2 separate regions of the Mus musculus genome follow, and region 1 is linked to region 2. Evidence: chromatin loops called from intact Hi-C (ENCODE). Cell type or tissue: left cerebral cortex. All regions are shown on one strand.

The links. Hi-C counts contacts between places; a loop is a spot of excess contacts. Peaks named below come from ENCODE experiments on the same cell type or tissue, not always from the same donor. Only the 100,000 strongest peaks of a DNase experiment are listed, where the experiment ranks them.
Region 1: a loop joins it to region 2, with 5 times the contacts of the local background. A loop is called at or near these places in 4 of 42 quality-filtered maps.

What each region holds. Positions count from the first base shown.
Region 1 is chr11:96,006,717-96,014,716 of GRCm38, reverse strand. No RefSeq gene overlaps it. Among named protein-coding and RNA genes, the nearest start is that of Igf2bp1, 4.8 kb to the right of the region's middle. In left cerebral cortex, no CTCF peak of the experiment used is centred here; DNase peaks (open chromatin) are centred at 3,532 and 6,518.
Region 2 is chr11:96,348,904-96,356,903 of GRCm38, reverse strand. It overlaps Hoxb2 (homeobox B2), which reads right to left and starts at 5,272. Exons shown (of 2, transcript NM_134032.2): 1 at 4,709-5,272; 2 at 2,888-3,954. The coding sequence starts at 5,093. The coding sequence ends at 3,275. Hoxb3os (homeobox B3 and homeobox B2, opposite strand) reads left to right here and starts at 3,510. Exons shown (of 4, transcript NR_155303.1): 1 at 3,510-3,844. In left cerebral cortex, no CTCF peak of the experiment used is centred here; DNase peaks (open chromatin) are centred at 2,776, 3,382, 3,611, 3,839 and 1 more place.

The sequences.
Region 1 (8,000 bases), 340 kb after region 2:
AGTTCCAGGACAGCCAGGACTACACAGAGAAACTCTGTCTTGAAAAGCAACAACAACAACAACAATAAAGAGAAATTGGTTCTCTCTTTACACTATATGGGTCCTGGGGATTGAACTTAAGCTTCTGTTGTATCTACCTTTGAGACATTCCACTGTCCGTGCTAAGTTGTATATGTCTACAGATATTGCAGCATGCCCTGCTTTTCAAGTGTCTTTTATTTTCCTCCCTCCCTCCCTTCTTCCTTCTCTTCTTTCCTTCCTTTCTTCTTCCTACCATATAGTCCTGGTTGTCCTGAAACTAGATATGTTGACCAGGTTGGCCAGGAACTCGCAGGGATCTTTCTGCCTCTGTTTCTGCATCTCGAGTACACATACTACCTGGCTAAAAAATGTCCCTTTTTGTTTTAAAATTGTTTTTTTTTCCCCTGATTATTCAATTGGTTACAAAATTCTTTTATACAACCATATGGAATGTAGGATGCTACTTCTTTCTTTCTTTTTTTGTTTTGTTTTTTTTTTAAAGATTTATTTATTTATTATATGTAAGTACACTGTAGCTGTCTTCAGACACACCAGAAGAGGGAGTCAGATCTCATTACGGATGGTTGTGAGCCACCATGTGGTTGCTGGGATTTGAACTCAGGACCTTTGGAAGAGCAATCGGGTGCTCTTACCTGCTGAGCCATCTCACCAGCCCTTGTTTTGTTTTTTTAAGACAGGGTTTCTCTGTGTAGCCCTGGCTGTCCTGAAACTCACTTTGTAGACCAGGCTGGCCTCAAACTCAGAAATCCACCTGCCGAGTGCTGGGACTAAAGGTGTGTGCCACCATGCCCAGCTATTTCATAATTTTTTTGATTGTTTGATTATTTGTTTTGAGATAAGTTCTTTCTACGTAACCCTGGCTCTCTTGGAACTCGCTATGTAGACCAGGCTGGCCTCGAACTCACAGAAGTGTGCCTGCCTCTGTCTCCTGAGTGCTGGGATTGAAGGTACACTATTTTACTCTGCTCTTCCTAGAAATGATTATTAGAATTCTTTTTATTTTTTTTTTTATTTTTTTTTTTAAAGATTTATTTATTTATTATATGTCAGTACACTGTAGCTGTCTTCAGGCACTCCAGAAGAGGGCATCAGATCTTGTTACAGATGGTTGTGAGCCACCATGTGGTTGCTGGGATTTGAACTCTGGACCTTTGGAAGAGCAGTCGGGTGCTCTTACCCACTGAGCCATCTCACCAGCCCCTAGAATTCTTTTTAAAAACCAATTCTACTTTCATGACCTGCTTAATTTTAGGTTTAATTTACATTACCATAAAAATTGCTTTTCAGCTTTCTCTTAGTATTGGTGGCAGAACTGATAGCTGGACCATCTAATATGAGCGAGAAGGGAACCCCAGAGGGTTTGGGGAATCACCGAGAAGAGAAGCTCTTTCAAAGTGACAGTTTTGAGTGACGTAAGAAAATAGGCATCTTTATATGGTTAATGGGGTCTGAGTGACACTCCCAGAAGGGAGAGCTAAGATGGCTCTTAGCAGAAAGCATTAAGTAGAGTTTTTCTTTGAGATTGCTACCCTGCTTGTTTGGTCCCAGGGGAACCGGGCACAACAAGGGATGTGGCAAGCAGCTGATGTGGTTGCCTGCCTACCTGAAGCCTGGCGTGGAGAAGGAGTCTCAGGCCGTTTGACTCAGTTCAGGAAATCAGCTTAGCAGTTGATACACAGCACAAGACTCCCTGAGCACAGAGCTAGGACATTAGGAGCCCAGAGATGCCCCTTAGTTGCTATTCTTTGTGTAGACCAATTAGCCTCTTCAGTGTGGTATTATTTACTTAAAAAAAAAAAGGCAGCTGCCCAAAGCAGCATTTTATTTAATCCCACCGTGCTCACTTCTTCTCTTAGAGAATCACATTTATTCAATGTATTTTTGGTGGACATCTGTCAGCAACGTGTTAACTCCCAGAGTGATACATAGTCTTTGTTCTCAAAGATTTTTTTTTAACATAACTAATAACAAAATTAATCTTAAGCCACATGAGCCAGGGATCAACCATACAAAGATGTCAAAATGTCCGGTGACTGTTCTCCAGTGAATGCTAGGAATGTAGGGGTGAAGGACTTCTGGGGTCTTGTCACCCTGGAGTTCCCCTTAAAAAAAAACAACAAAAAAACAAAAAAAAAAAACAACAAAAAAAAACAAAACACCTTTCCCATTTTTCCCATTTTGGTGTGTGAAATCATTAAAGCATTTCTGCATCTCTCTGGTACCAGAGATAACGGTTTGCATGCTAACAAGTGGGAGAGCAGAGGGAAGGGGGAAGGAAGGGAAGTGTGGGGAAACATATTGATTATCAGGAGGGGAGACAAAAGTTGAGGGGCAGAGGGGGCGGCGGCACAATAAACGAGGAGAGAGAAGCAACAAAGAAAAACGCAAAACTGAAAAGAGTTGGTAAAGGTAAAGGGGGCGGGGGGGGGGGGAGAGGAATTGACTGTCGGGAGCAGGAAGAAAAATGGAGGAACAAAAGGAGAAGGGTAGGAAGGGAAGGGGAGGGGAGAGGGGAGGGGGGAGGGGGAGGGGAGGGGGGAGGGGCAGGGAGGAAGAGGAAGGGAAGGGGATGGCATGGGAGCAGAAGCCTCCTCTGAAAGCAATTCAGAAACAACTCTAATATCTGCCTCCTACAGACTTTAGAAACACATCGCAGGCGTGAAAGGGTAAAAGATAAACCATTCAATAACATCACAAAAATGTTGAACAAATATTTTCATGTTATGGTCAAAGAGTGGACATCCTAGTTGTCATAATAAAATTAAAAAAAAAAATCTGGAGTGTTTCTGGGAGAGACAGATGAACCAAAAAGAAAAAAAAAAATCCTAAATTAACTGCTGAAAAACAGGAATCCTATCCCGGTGTGGTCAAACAAGCTCTGTAAAAAAGAAAACAAAACACTAAGGTCGGATCTCTTCAATTTATGAAACTTGTTTGTACATGGAAACAGAGTAAAGTGTTTTTCAGTGATTTTTTTTTCTCCCAGTGTGTTTGAGAGATGAAACACTAGTGAAAATGAGCTATATACTAATTTTTTTTAAAATTAAAAACTAAAACCTACCATCAACATTTCCCCCTAAGAACTTGAGGGGACATTTGAGGGAGTCCCTGGGGGTGCGGGGTGTGGGGGGTGTAGGGTGAAGTGGAGAATATTTACAAGTAACAGTAGGAAATCAATTAATCCTAACAAGAATAAAACCTGTAGAAAGCAAACAAAAAGAAGTTACTTTTTAGGTAGAAAAATATTGTCTTAAAAATGTAGAGAAGCTCAGCTTGAGTCAACTTTGTCTGGTTTGACATCCTAAAGCATCCTTTTGAACGAAGATGCTTTGAATACTTAGAAGCTAGTCGGCTTTCAGGAACCGAACTTTGCTTCCTTACTCCCTCCATGTTAAATAGTGTTAGGTGTGGATCCCCCTTCTCAGCGTTTGTTTTCCTTGGAGCAACAGCATTTGTCTCTCTTGTTTCCTACAGCAGAAACCAGGGGTCCACTTTGCCTTCTGTGCTCCAGGGCACCAAACTGCTCATTATTTTTGACCAAATGACTTTGGAGAAAACCAGAAAACCCAACAGCAGCACAAGTATGAAGAAAGGCTTAGAAGATTTCACCTCTATGAAAGAGGCTGAGCAGGGTTGTTTTATTAGCAAGATGGATGTGGAAACAAGTATCTTTAAGAAGTTACTAAAGTATTTCCTTGACTAATTCTGAATCAAAAATAAAATTTAAGGTTTTGTCACAGTAACTGACTCAGCAAAACAAATAATTGTTCTTAACCCTCCCCCCACCCCTCCTTGAGTCCTACATTTCCGATTGAAAAAAACATTCCTTTAAAAACTTTGAAACACTTTTGAGTTTATGATGCTTTGAATGAAGAAAGCGTTCTTTTCTGCTTATGACTCTCGTCTATTTCTTGAGATATCCTAAACACATAATTATCCTTATTTATTTGACAGGAGAAAATGCTGCCTGTCCTTTAAAACTAGGACTAATTTACATTTTCTTAAAGTTTACAGGCATTTAAAAAGAACCACACTTCAGACGGCAGGAAGGGAGAAAACATCTCAAGGCAGCAACAACAATAAAACAGGCAAACAACAACAAAAATAAACAACTCTCAAAATGCCCAGAAACTTTGAAGTCAAAGCTGTCAGGAAGTGTTTTGCTTTTGTTGTATCTCATAGCAACCATGATTATATCAAAATTAACTGTGATTTATTAGAAAACACAAAAATATTCTAATATATTTCCCTAACAGCTTTCTAGGTTTTTTTTTTTCTCTCTCTTTTTGTACATGTCCTCTCTTTTATAGAACATATCAACATTTTAAGATATAAATCACGGGTAAATGTTAGATTAAACTGCAATGTGTATATTGGAGATTCATCCAAAGCAGTTGATACAAAAGCAGAAAGAATTCTATGAACAAAAATATCTTTTGTGCATTATTTTTTCCCTCCTCCATTACTTATAAAAGTTTAAAAAAGTATTACTTATAAAAGTTTAAAAAAGTGGTATCTTATATGTAGAACAGCAATAAATATTTGTTCCATTAGCCTAAATAAAATACATGGTTACAAAAACTTTGAGGCAGCATAACAAACTGCCATGGTACAGCAGCTAGAAAAATAAAGACATAAAAAAAAAGTAGAAAATGATGACAGATTGAAAAAGGTTGGTAAGAAACACTTGAAAATAAGTTGAATTTTGTGTTTGTGCAAGGATAGAGTTTTTGAAATTTTTTGGGGGGGATTGCTTTTTGAATTTTCAACTTCATGAAAAGTGGCTTTACTCTTCCAATTTTTTTCCCTTTGCATGTTCAAAGTTAAGGAAAATGGACAGAAGTCTATCTTTAAAATGGAATCCACTTTCTGTGTAAGAGGAGAGCTGACCAAACACTTATTTAGGAAAGAAATGGAAGAGGAGACTAGAAGCAAGTAATATTAACAGTGAATATTACAGTGACTATAATAAATGTAATTAAGAGAAATTTTTCCTTCAGATTTTTTTTTTTTTTTTTTTTTTTTTTTTGAGACAGGGTTTCTCGGTGCAGTCCTGGCTGTCCTGGAGCTCACTCTGTAGACCAGGCTGGCCTTGAATTTAGAAATCCACCTGCCTCTGCCTCCCGAGTGCTGGGATTACAGGCAAGCGCCACCACTGCCCGGCCTCAGATGTCTTTTTACACATTCAGTTTTATTTTTACTTTTTTGTCCTCCATCTATCTATCTATCTATCTATCTATCTATCTATCTATCTATCTATCTATCTATCTATCTATCTATCTATCTTTGGATTTTAAACTCATACCCATTTACTGTGAAGATTTATCTTTCCTTAAAAAGAACAGTAGGGAACCCCCATGACTATCTTTAATATCAAAACCAAAGCAAAACATTTATAAATGCTTTGAAATGTCTTCTGTCTTCTCCTACACTGACCTAGGAATGTGAGTTGTAACAAGAAATAAGCCTTCTGGCAGGCTCATTTAGTGGTGGGCACATTCATAGCAGAATAAAGCATCAGGTTATACCATGTAGTTCCCCCAGCTCCAGTCTACAGAGTCATGTCACTGAGGCAAAACTCATGTGGAGGTTTCAAAACTGCACCTCACCCCAGCAGCCTCTATCTACTCTTGTGTCCTTAACAAACGTTTGCAGTTCCTGACTATCAACACAGAAGCCCTGTATTGGGGGAGGGGGGGAGGGAGGGGGAGGGTGGAGAGAGGATTAGAATTTAGTGAAACAGCTAACTCTAAAAAGAATCAGTGTGAATAGAAATAATTGGCACTTTGTTAATGAAATAATTTTAAAAGATTTAAAAAATAGACTGTGTAAGTATTCTGTTCTGAAATCTGTTTCCCTTACATTGCCATTTAAAAAAAAACTGATTACTTCCAGCTAACTTTAAATTATTTCTCAAATGGAAAGGGAGTCAACTTAAAAGTGAATTGAATTACATTGCTATTTGTAAGTTTTGCTTTTTTTTTTTGAGCTTTAGGATGGTAAAGGATGCACTATGTTTTGCAGTTTACAAGTCTGGGTAGGAGGTTTTTTTTTTTTTTTTTTGAGGGTTAAGCTGCTTTTGTTTTAGCAATAAAGAGAATACTGGTTAGGTTACCCAGGGGGATTATCTGATGTTTTTATCAACCCCTAAAGATTTAAAGTAAACGAAGCAAACAGCACCTAAAGTTTTTGGGAGCTGGGATGTTCTGCCAAGGTAGTTTCTTCCTTGCCCCCCAACATAAAAGATTTGGAGACAGTTACTATTTATGAAGACCCAAAGACTGTAACAGACAGCTTCTAAGACCATCTTTTAGCCCTAACAAAAATCCACACATCACTAAGAAAAGTCCCTCCCTACCGGACTTTTAATTTTCTTGAATTCCTTTTCTCTTAAGTTTGTTTTGCATTCAAAAATATTTTCTGTGAGTGTCTACTATGCGGCAGGCACTGTTTCCAGCTCATTGGCTTAGTTTGTTAAGAACTTCGCTGTGATCAAGAGCTGACAAAACACCAAGTTAGTGGGGGCTGGGGGAATGTCGGGGAGGGCGTGTGGGGACAGAGACACAGACATTTCACATCTTCCTGGACAGAAAACATTTTTTTTTTCCTATTAAGCAACTAATAGCTTGTAATACTTAGATTCCTGTTGCTTCATGGGAAGAAAAATGTCACAAAAACAAAAAACCCGACAAACACGTGGCTGGCTAGAACAAAACGCTGATTCGAGAGTGGGTTCTGAAGGTGGTGGAGGGAGACTCAAAAGCCGAGTTGGAAGCCCTCCCCCGCCCCATTTCTTCCCGGCTCTCCGGGAAAACGAGGAGGGGGACAAAGGTGCTGGGTGTTGTGTTTTAACTCCCGACTTTCCGAATGGTAGGGAATCATCCGGCAGATGGGCGGTGAGCCGAAGTCGGAACTGGCTTATAGACTCTGCAAACGAAAAAAATAACAATAAAAAAATCCAAGCCATTTATATCGGTGCAGTCAACACGTGTTACGGAGGCGGCCCGGGCCGCAGGCGACTGAGACAATGGGATCGGGACGGGGGAAGGGGAGAGTGACCCCCTTCCTCACCTGCCCTCTCAAACGCGTGCCCCGACAACCCTCCTCCCACTTGCAGACTCGAGCGGCTCAAGGACCATCCCTTTTTCTAGGGGTGTTGTCGCCGGCCCCTTCTCCGCGGTGGCCAGGCAGGGGGCTTCTCCAGGGTCTCCGTGCCTCGCTCTCCACCTCCCTCTGGCGTCGATCCAGCCTCAGCCGCTGGAACCTCGGGTGTCCCCCGCGTAGAGCCGGGGATCCCGGTACTGAGTGTGCAACGCGTCCCGCGCTCCGCTGCGCGTCCGGGACTCCCAGCGCGCGGCCCCCTCCCCCACCTCACAGACGGGGTGCGACCGCCCACGTGTCGCCCCTCGCCCAGTCCGGTCTTTCCCTCGGGCTCCCGGAGCCTGAGGATCCGGAACGCGTCGGTCCTAGCGGAGGGAAGGGACCTGGGCGGATCCACTTCCCCCTCCCCACGGGGAGGGGGGAGGGCCGCAGCCCCCTCCCCCGCTGCTCGCTTCCTCAAGCGCGGAGCGGAAATTACCCCCTCCCCGCCCCGGGCTGACCTGGGGACGTGGGCGGGGCCTCTGCACCCCCTCCCCCGGCGGCCTTCCAAAATCCAGCACCCCAAAACTAAGTTCTGAGACCCACAGCCTGCGCATGGACCATCGCTCAGTGCATCGCGGGTAGAGCGGACGCAGGCGGGCGACGCCACCTGTCCGCTCCTTGCGTGGGGAGGGCGAGGGGGACCTCGGAGCTCAACCCGGTCCCTCCCTTCTGAAGCCAACCCCTCCGGTTCGGGGTCGATCGGTGGTGCGACCACCCCTCGTCGTTTTTCCCCCACCCAGTTGATCTTCGAGGATGCTCTCGAGCCGGGTCGTGCAGGCTTTCCCCCAAGGATGCTGGAGTGTTGTCATCCAGCA
Region 2 (8,000 bases):
TAAATAAAATGGATCAAAAGTTTCTCTCTCTCTCTCTCTCTCTCTCTCTCTCTCTCTCTCTCTCTCTCTCTCTCTCTCGTTTCCTTTCTTTGTGTTTTGTTTTGTCTTTGTTTTGCTGTAGGTTTACTGATTTTACTGTTATGTGCATGAATGTTTGCCTGAATGTATGTCTGTGTACCACATGTGTGCCTGCTGCCTGTGGAGCTTAGAAATGGAGAATCAGAGCCTTTGGAACTGGAGATACAGTTGTAAACTGCTGTGTGGGTGCTAGAACTGAACCCAGGTCCTCAGCGGGAGCAGCAGCTCTTACCCGCTGAGTCAACTAGCTTTCCAACCCCCACATCCCCTTTTGAGGTTTATTTTTTTTATTTTTTTTTACCTGTTTTGTTTCTGTCTTTGTTTTCTGAGATAGACTTTCATTCTGTAGTCCATATTGACCTTGAAGTCCATATGTAAGTCTATGTAAATCAGTCTTGCCTCAAACTCACTGCAGTCCCCCAGCCTCAGCCTACTGAGGCCTGGGTTTACAGGTGTGAGCTATCATGCCCAACTTTTTTCTATTTTAAGACAGCCTAGACTATGTAGTCCTCTTACCTAGGACTATAGGATTATAGGTGTGTACCACCGAGCCCAGCTCTCAAACATTCTTAAGTGTGGGGGAGAACAGAAAGCAAGATAGCAATGTAATCTAGCAGTCCTTTAAACGTTAATGTATCTATAAATCATTTAGAAATCTGCTAAATTGCAGGTTCAGGTTCTGTAGGTCTGGAGTGGGGCCTAATATTCTGCATTTCTAACTAGCTCAGGTAATGCTGGTACTGCTGAGCCATGGAGCAACCCAGCATCTACAGAAATGACAGAAGGGATCCCTGGGTATTACAGACCAGCATCCCTGGATGGAGCTCCTCTGCAGCTCCTGCCTTTTGGCATTGATAAAGGATGTTTAAAAAAAAAAAAAAAAAAAAAGCTGGAAGGTGGGTAATTAGTGAGATCTTTCTGGTATTCTTGATCTTTGCAGCAACCTGGTATAGCTGCAAGAACATTTTTAATTAGACTAAATTATCTAGTTTGGCTATCCATAGAAAATCAAAGCCCCAGCTGATAAGTCTCTTTCATTTTGCTAGCATAGAGATGGCCTATGTGCTGTGATTTTTAAGATGTTAAACACTGCCTGTGGACATATTTTATGGAGAAATAAACACACAGTCCAATGAGATGTATAGTGTGGTTTTAATATATTATATATTCACTTATTTATGAGGAAAATAAACACACAAGCCAATAAGCTGTGTATTATTACTTTAATATATTAAATTTATTTCATACCTATATATTTTATGAGAGAAAATAAACTAATAAGATACACGATATTATTATAATAACACATCTAATTGTTCTATATTAATTTATTTATGAGAGAAATAAGTGCAATTTAACATGACATAAGATTATTTAATTCATGAGGTGAATTCTATATTAAGACAGTTTAAGGGATTAAATGCCAGCTGAGTAAAACGTGTATACTTCCCACACTGAGGGACCCGTGGAAAAAAGAAATGCAGTGGGTTTGCCTAGAGTTCCAAGTCACCACCTACGTTGGCTTCTGCTGGTTTGTGGGGAAAGTCTGGGAGGCCTAGGAAATAAACTGCCTTAAAAAAAAAAAAGGCAACATCTACCGGGGAGGTAGGTATCTGTTTCTGAGCCTGAGAAATATTAAATAAACCTGAGGAGGATGGATGGCTTTCCAGGGTCCCTTAAATCTCCTGGTTCTGGAGAACAAACTAAGAGGCAGATGGGGAAGAGGATCCCTGCCTCCCCTTTCCTGAGTTTGCAGAGCTGGGAGGGGGACTATGGGGGGCAAGAGGACAGGAGAAGTGTTGGGATGGAAAATGAAGCTGTTGGTTAAGACAGGTGGGCTTGCATTTGGAAAACGACCTAGCACGGTTTCAAAGCCCAGAGCAAAAAGCCACACTGGGTAAAGTGGTCCCAGGACCCAACGCTCGCTCCCCCTCCCCAGCACAGGGTCTCTACTCGCGCTCTCTCTCTCTTTCTCTCTCTCTCAAATAAAATAAAAACCCACAATTGGCGGGAAGCTCCCAGACTGTCTTTCTATCTTTTCTTCATTGTGAAAGATCTGGCCTCAAGAAAGTGGGAGTGGGTGCGAGCCGGGAGTGGGACCCGAGCATCCCGCAGCCGCTGTCATGGCGGCCGCAGTTGCTTCTCCTGCGCTCCAAGTCGCCCGGCCCAGCGCCATTTTGAGCATCGTTCCTATTTCCCGCGCTCTCTGCCGCTCGCCGTGCTACTTCTGTGAGCCAAAAGCCTCTTGCCACGCCCGGGCCTCCCTTCTTCCCTACAAAATTCCTAAGCCCCATTCTAGTCCTCAAGGACCTGGAGCCCCAAGGCAGCATCGGGCGCACAGCGCAGGCCTCGGCCTAAGCTTGCAGACTCAAAGCCCGCAGGCTAGCAAACCCAAGGATTTCTCCTTCAACTCTTTTAACCCTCTGCGCAGCCTCCAAGGCTCAAAGCTGGCCTCTGAGACATTTTCTTGTACCCGCTTCTGCACCCCCCCCCCCAGAACGCTGTTTTTCCACCCACCCCACATTTATTTCCAAGCAGGGACCCAGGGAACATCTTAGCAGGACTGGAAACGGTCTGTTTGCAGATGAACCAAGCTTCCATAAACTCTTCCTGGTGTCTTGGACAAAGAAATAGTCACCAAGCAGGGCCCCTTTTGTACCACCCGGACTTTGTCAGCCTGGGAGATGGGACCATGCCTTCCCTTGGGTCGCTTGAGCCAGAGCTAAACCAACTTCAAGCGGAGAGTGGGAAAGCAAAGACTGGCCGTAGGGACTTGGCAAAAAGAGCTAGATCCCAACACAAACACTCGTTTTCATATTATAAAGACATTTATTTACGCTATGAAAATAATGTACAATAAATACTTTCCCCCTTTCCTATTATTAAACAATTTTAATAAATAATCTACAATCTAAAACTTAAAAAAGAGGAAAATAGGTCCCTCTAGTTCTTTGTAAGAAAACCCTCTCCCACTAGAGTTTAATTATTCCTGAGATTTCGTTGGAAGGAGTTTTACCAAGTGGAATTTTTTGTGTGTGGTTTTAAAAAGCGAAAAGGAGTGAATGAAACGCTAATTCGTTACTATCTGGATTTTAACAAAACGGCATAAATGTATCCACGAGTGGAGAAGGCCCGATTCCCCCCGCCCCCAACAGCCAAGGAGGACCAGACGGAAAGGACCAAAGATGGAAAACAGTTAGGGAAACTGCAAGTCGATGGCACAGAGCGTGCTGGTGAAGAAGTCCAGCTCTTCCTCGGAAAAGGGCACGGGGCTATCGAGAGAACCCTGCAGGCTGGGTGAAAGGCCTCCGGACATCTGGAGACAGGAGTCTGCAGCGAAGAAATTGAGGTCCGGTAGAAAAGGCGAATCCTGCCGCTCGGGGCAGGCGTCTTCGGGTAGGGGCTCGCTCTGCCGGCCTCCGGCTCTGAGCATTGTGCAGCCGGGGCTCGATGCGCCCACACTCTCCAGGGTGGTGGCAGGCAGCGCTGACGGCGGTGCGCCCCGGGGTCCCTGCGCGGCCTCGGCGGGGTGGAAGCAGGCTTCCCGCAGCCGGTGAGTCGCGACGTCGCCCGGGCTGACCGTGGGTTCCTCGGCTGGCTCTCCCGCGTCGTCCTGGGCGCTCGGCCCGCCTGGTTCTCCCTCGGGCGGCTCTCGATGCTGCGTCTGCCGCTTGTGTTTCATGCGTCGGTTCTGGAACCAGACTTTGACCTGCCTTTCGGTGAGGTCCAGCAAGGCAGCGATCTCGACGCGACGCGGCCGGCACAGGTACTTATTGAAGTGGAACTCCTTCTCCAGCTCCAGCAGTTGCGTGTTGGTGTAGGCCGTGCGCAGTCTGCGGGAGCCGCTGCCGCCGCATTCTGGCAATCCGGGGCCATCTGCGAGGGAAGCACCCCTATGTTATCAGAGAGGTCTCAACGCAGCCTCCGTTTAGCTGAGATCGGGAGCACCCCTTTGGCTTAAAAGACTCTCAGCAGTCCTACTCGGGCTCCCACCCCACCCCCACAGCGCTTCTTTCTGTGTCTTTGGGGTTTTTTTTAGTGCTCTTCCACGTAGGCAGACCCGGCCCGGGTCAAGTCGGTGCCTTCAGAGCCGCCCACGGGCCACGTAGGGGGCGGGGAGCAATTTCTCTTAGCTCCCAGGACCTCAGAGTCTCCCTCCCCCAAGTCCTCCCAATGGACCCCTCAATTCAGAACTTTCCAACTCAACCTGGGGAGAGAGGGATCATAGATTGTTCTTCACCCCTTTCCTTCCTAGCTTTTGAATTCCCTCTTCTTCCCTAGCTTTAGGAGAGCTAGAGGCATCGCATCTTTTCCAGGCTCCAGATTCAATCCCAGACACGCTTCATTCCTCTACACAGAAACCGGGGAAACCCTTCAATCGAATCATTTTTTTCTAAGCACATTTAAAAAAAAAAAAAAAAAAAAAGCATCCTCCCCACCCTCAATCAGCTTCCAAAATTTTCTGGGGGTGGGGAAGCTAACAGTGGCTAGGCCTGAACCCCAGCGGGATACTCTGCTTCCCTCGCCCCAGATCCGTCGACCTAGGGAACCCCACCAGGAGCCCCATCACCTCACATTCTCCCCTTCTCTTCCAACTGCCCCTCACCCCGCCCCTAATACGTTTACCCACCTGATGGTGATCCGACCTCGGAGGCCCGGACCGAGGAGGCGGCTGGAGAAGGGGATGCGGCGGATTGGCTGGGTTTCTTGGTGGATTTCTTCTCTTTCATCCAGGGGAACTCGGGGGCTGGGGGGGCAACGGGGAGTGGCGGCGGTGACCGCAGAGCAGGCCCATCTCCGGCTTGCTTTTGGCTCCCTGGTCTCTGAAGGGTGGAGGCGCCGAGCTGGAGGCTGGGGAAGGTTTGCTCCAGAGGAGGAGGAGGAGGAATTAATGTCGACTCCTTGATTGATGAAGTTTGAAATGTCTCCAAGACAGCGGGGAAGGAAGTCAGACACTCGGCGAGCGATGGCTGGCTGTTTATAAACCCAATCTCCCTCTCAAATTCAAAATTCATGGCTTTCAATGGTGGGGGAGGGGGCCTGCTGGGGGGGGCGTCAGGAGGGAGAATCAGAGGGACCCCCCTCTCCCGCCCCCCCCAGGTTTATGCAATGGAGCAATTTCGCGGGGGGGGGGAGATTTCGCTCTCTCTCTTTTTTTTTTAAATTTAGGCCTTTATAATTGTATATTGCTGATAAATACAAGCGTATGGGGACTCTCTCTATTAAACCCAGGACTCCGCCGAAATTGCAGGGAATTCATGGTCACGGGACCGGTCTCCGCCAATCGCTAGTCTAGGCCTAGTGGAAAACACAGGCATTATTTGCTTTAATTGATTCAAAAACTCCAGAGGACCACGACCTGGATACCATGAGGCTTCCTCCTCTACCCCTGTTCCTTCATCAGTACCCTACACTCTCCCTAATGGCTCTCTTTTCCCAGAAAAGCCAAAAGAACCTCTTCCTTCCCTTCAGAGACTGTGTGGTGGTGGCAAACAACCACATTTAAGGGAGAAATGGAGTGAGTTAATATGCTTTCTTTATGTGGCCCTCAGTAGCCTCTTACCCTACCACCACCTCAGCCCCCAAAAGAAAAGAAAAAAAAATCTCATTTAGGGGGAAGTGGGAGTAGAAAGAGGCTTCCATACCTTGGGGGAAATCAGAAAGGAGATGGATAAAGGACAGCACTAAACACCAGCAGCAGCGGCAGCCCACCCACCCTCAGAAAGCAGTAGTTCACACTTAAGAAATGCACAGAGCTGGCACGCAGCAGGGACATAGATTCCAGGAGCACTTTGGGACATGGGCCTACCTCCCTTGCTATGTGCCCTGGATTCTAGTCTCTGCTCAGAATTTACAAGCAGTTTCTTATGTCCACTTGCCTTCCTGTTGGGGTCATCTGTACTCACACTGTGACACCCCAACCCTGGCAATAGGAGGGTCTAAGAAGGTCTAAGGTGACAGATGTATTCACAGGCCCCCAGGTGTATCTGTGTCTCTATCCAGGGCACCAAAGTAGCCATCCACTTAACTTTCAAAGCTAAAGTCAGTGCACAGTCGCCCTCTGGACAAAGGGATTTCCCCCTCTGTATTTGCCTTTGGGCTACTTTTAAAATCCCTGGTAAGAAAACATTTCCTAAAGATGGTGGGGGAGAGGGGGCTGGGGATAATGACCACCACTGAGATTATATTCTGCTTTGGGCCTCCAGAGAGAAAAAAAAATGTAATGTATTCTATGGTGAGGCACCTATGATGGGCTCAATTTTAGAATATTGTGATTTACTAGAGGAAGGAGGCAAAAAACAACAAAAAAAAAAAAAAAAAAAAAAAAAACCAAAAACAAAAAAACCTCAGAGCCACAAGCAAATTGGTGGGAAACTAGGCCTCAAAGCTGAAAATGAAAAGTCGGCTGGGGGAAGATTTTTAAATAAGTGGGTCAGAGGGACCAAGAGGAGATGAGGCGATCAATCTTAGCCCCCTGACAGCTCCCTCCGATTGCATCAAAGAATTTGGCTCTTTGGGAAAGCAGAGGGAACAACCTAAATTGCATATCCCTTAAAAAGGCCTGAGGGAGGGGGGAGCCAAAGAGAAAGGTGATTCTGGGAGATCTAGGAAACAGATGGGAAATGGGGACAGAGGGAAGGCGCTAACTTGGGTGGAAAGTTTGCCCCGGAGAACTCCCACGGCTCTGGCCTCCCCTCCCCCTCCTCGCTCTCTGTCGCCTAGCCTAGAGGAGAAGGCTGCTTAGCAGAGAAATGGCAACTCAGCGGAGAGCTGGAACTAGAAACTTTCTGTCAGTGTAACGTCCGCGTGGGTGGTGGTGAGTATTTAAAGAAAGAAAGAAAAGAAAAAGGCAGAGAAGTTTGCCGGGAAGCGGGAGGGGGGGGGAAGGAGGGAAACCTGGAGGTGGTGGTTGCAAGGACAGAAAGAGGCAGGCTCTTGGGAAACTGCTCTTAACTAGGCCAGCGGCCAGAGAGGGTGTTGTGTACCTTAGCTAAAACAAAACAATGTATGCATATATTTTCCTGGATGGTGGTTAGCAGAGGAGAATCCAAATAGTAACTGTCTGGAAGGGAGTCCTGTACAGTAAGGCCTGGGAGAGGGCCTTCTCCCCGGCAGCATGGGCACTTCCACAAGTTTTGTAACAGGCACTCCAGCTGGCTGCAGCATCCAAGGATCTCCTAAGACAACCAGAGCCCAGACTGTCCTGTAGGAAATACAGCTCTCTAACCCTTGATGACAGATTTTATGGCCAGATTAGTGAACAGTAGAAAACTTGGGTGTTAAAGTGGGGATCCAAGAAAACCCTCCAACCCTCCCTCCCTTCCAGAGACATCCGTCCAGCCCTGTCTGCTACCTTACAGAGCAGATTTTTATCCATGTTTTTAAACAGCTTTAGACCTAGAATCTGGAAAACAGAAGGGTAGGTCCTATTTTTGTTTAGAGCCCTAGCTCCAAGCCACAATATATCAATATAGCTAGCTAAATTCTCTCTTATCTGGTTCCTCTTCAGCTAGATAAATAAGCAATCCACCCTTCCCCTCACAGTCAAACATGACCCTTCTCATAGTTATATCATTCAGAAATGGTATTCAGGGAAGAGGAAGAGAAAAGGAAAGACAGACCCTTGAGCGTTATTTGATCCCAATCAAACATTGCACGCTCCTCTGCCTTTAATTTATAGCCTGGCCCAATGCTAAATTGCTTGCTGCCCAGATGAGCCAAGTCCAGTTAAAAAAATTCTACTTGGTGGGGAGGGGGCGTATTATTCAGGTTGTTTTTTTATTGTTATTTATTGTTGCATAAAGACTGTAATTACTAACCTTGGACTGCCAGGATACAACATAAAAATGAAAATCAGCCCTCGCTTTAAGGCTGAGGGCCTGGAAAGATTCTTATATCCCCACCCCCCCCACCCCGTATCA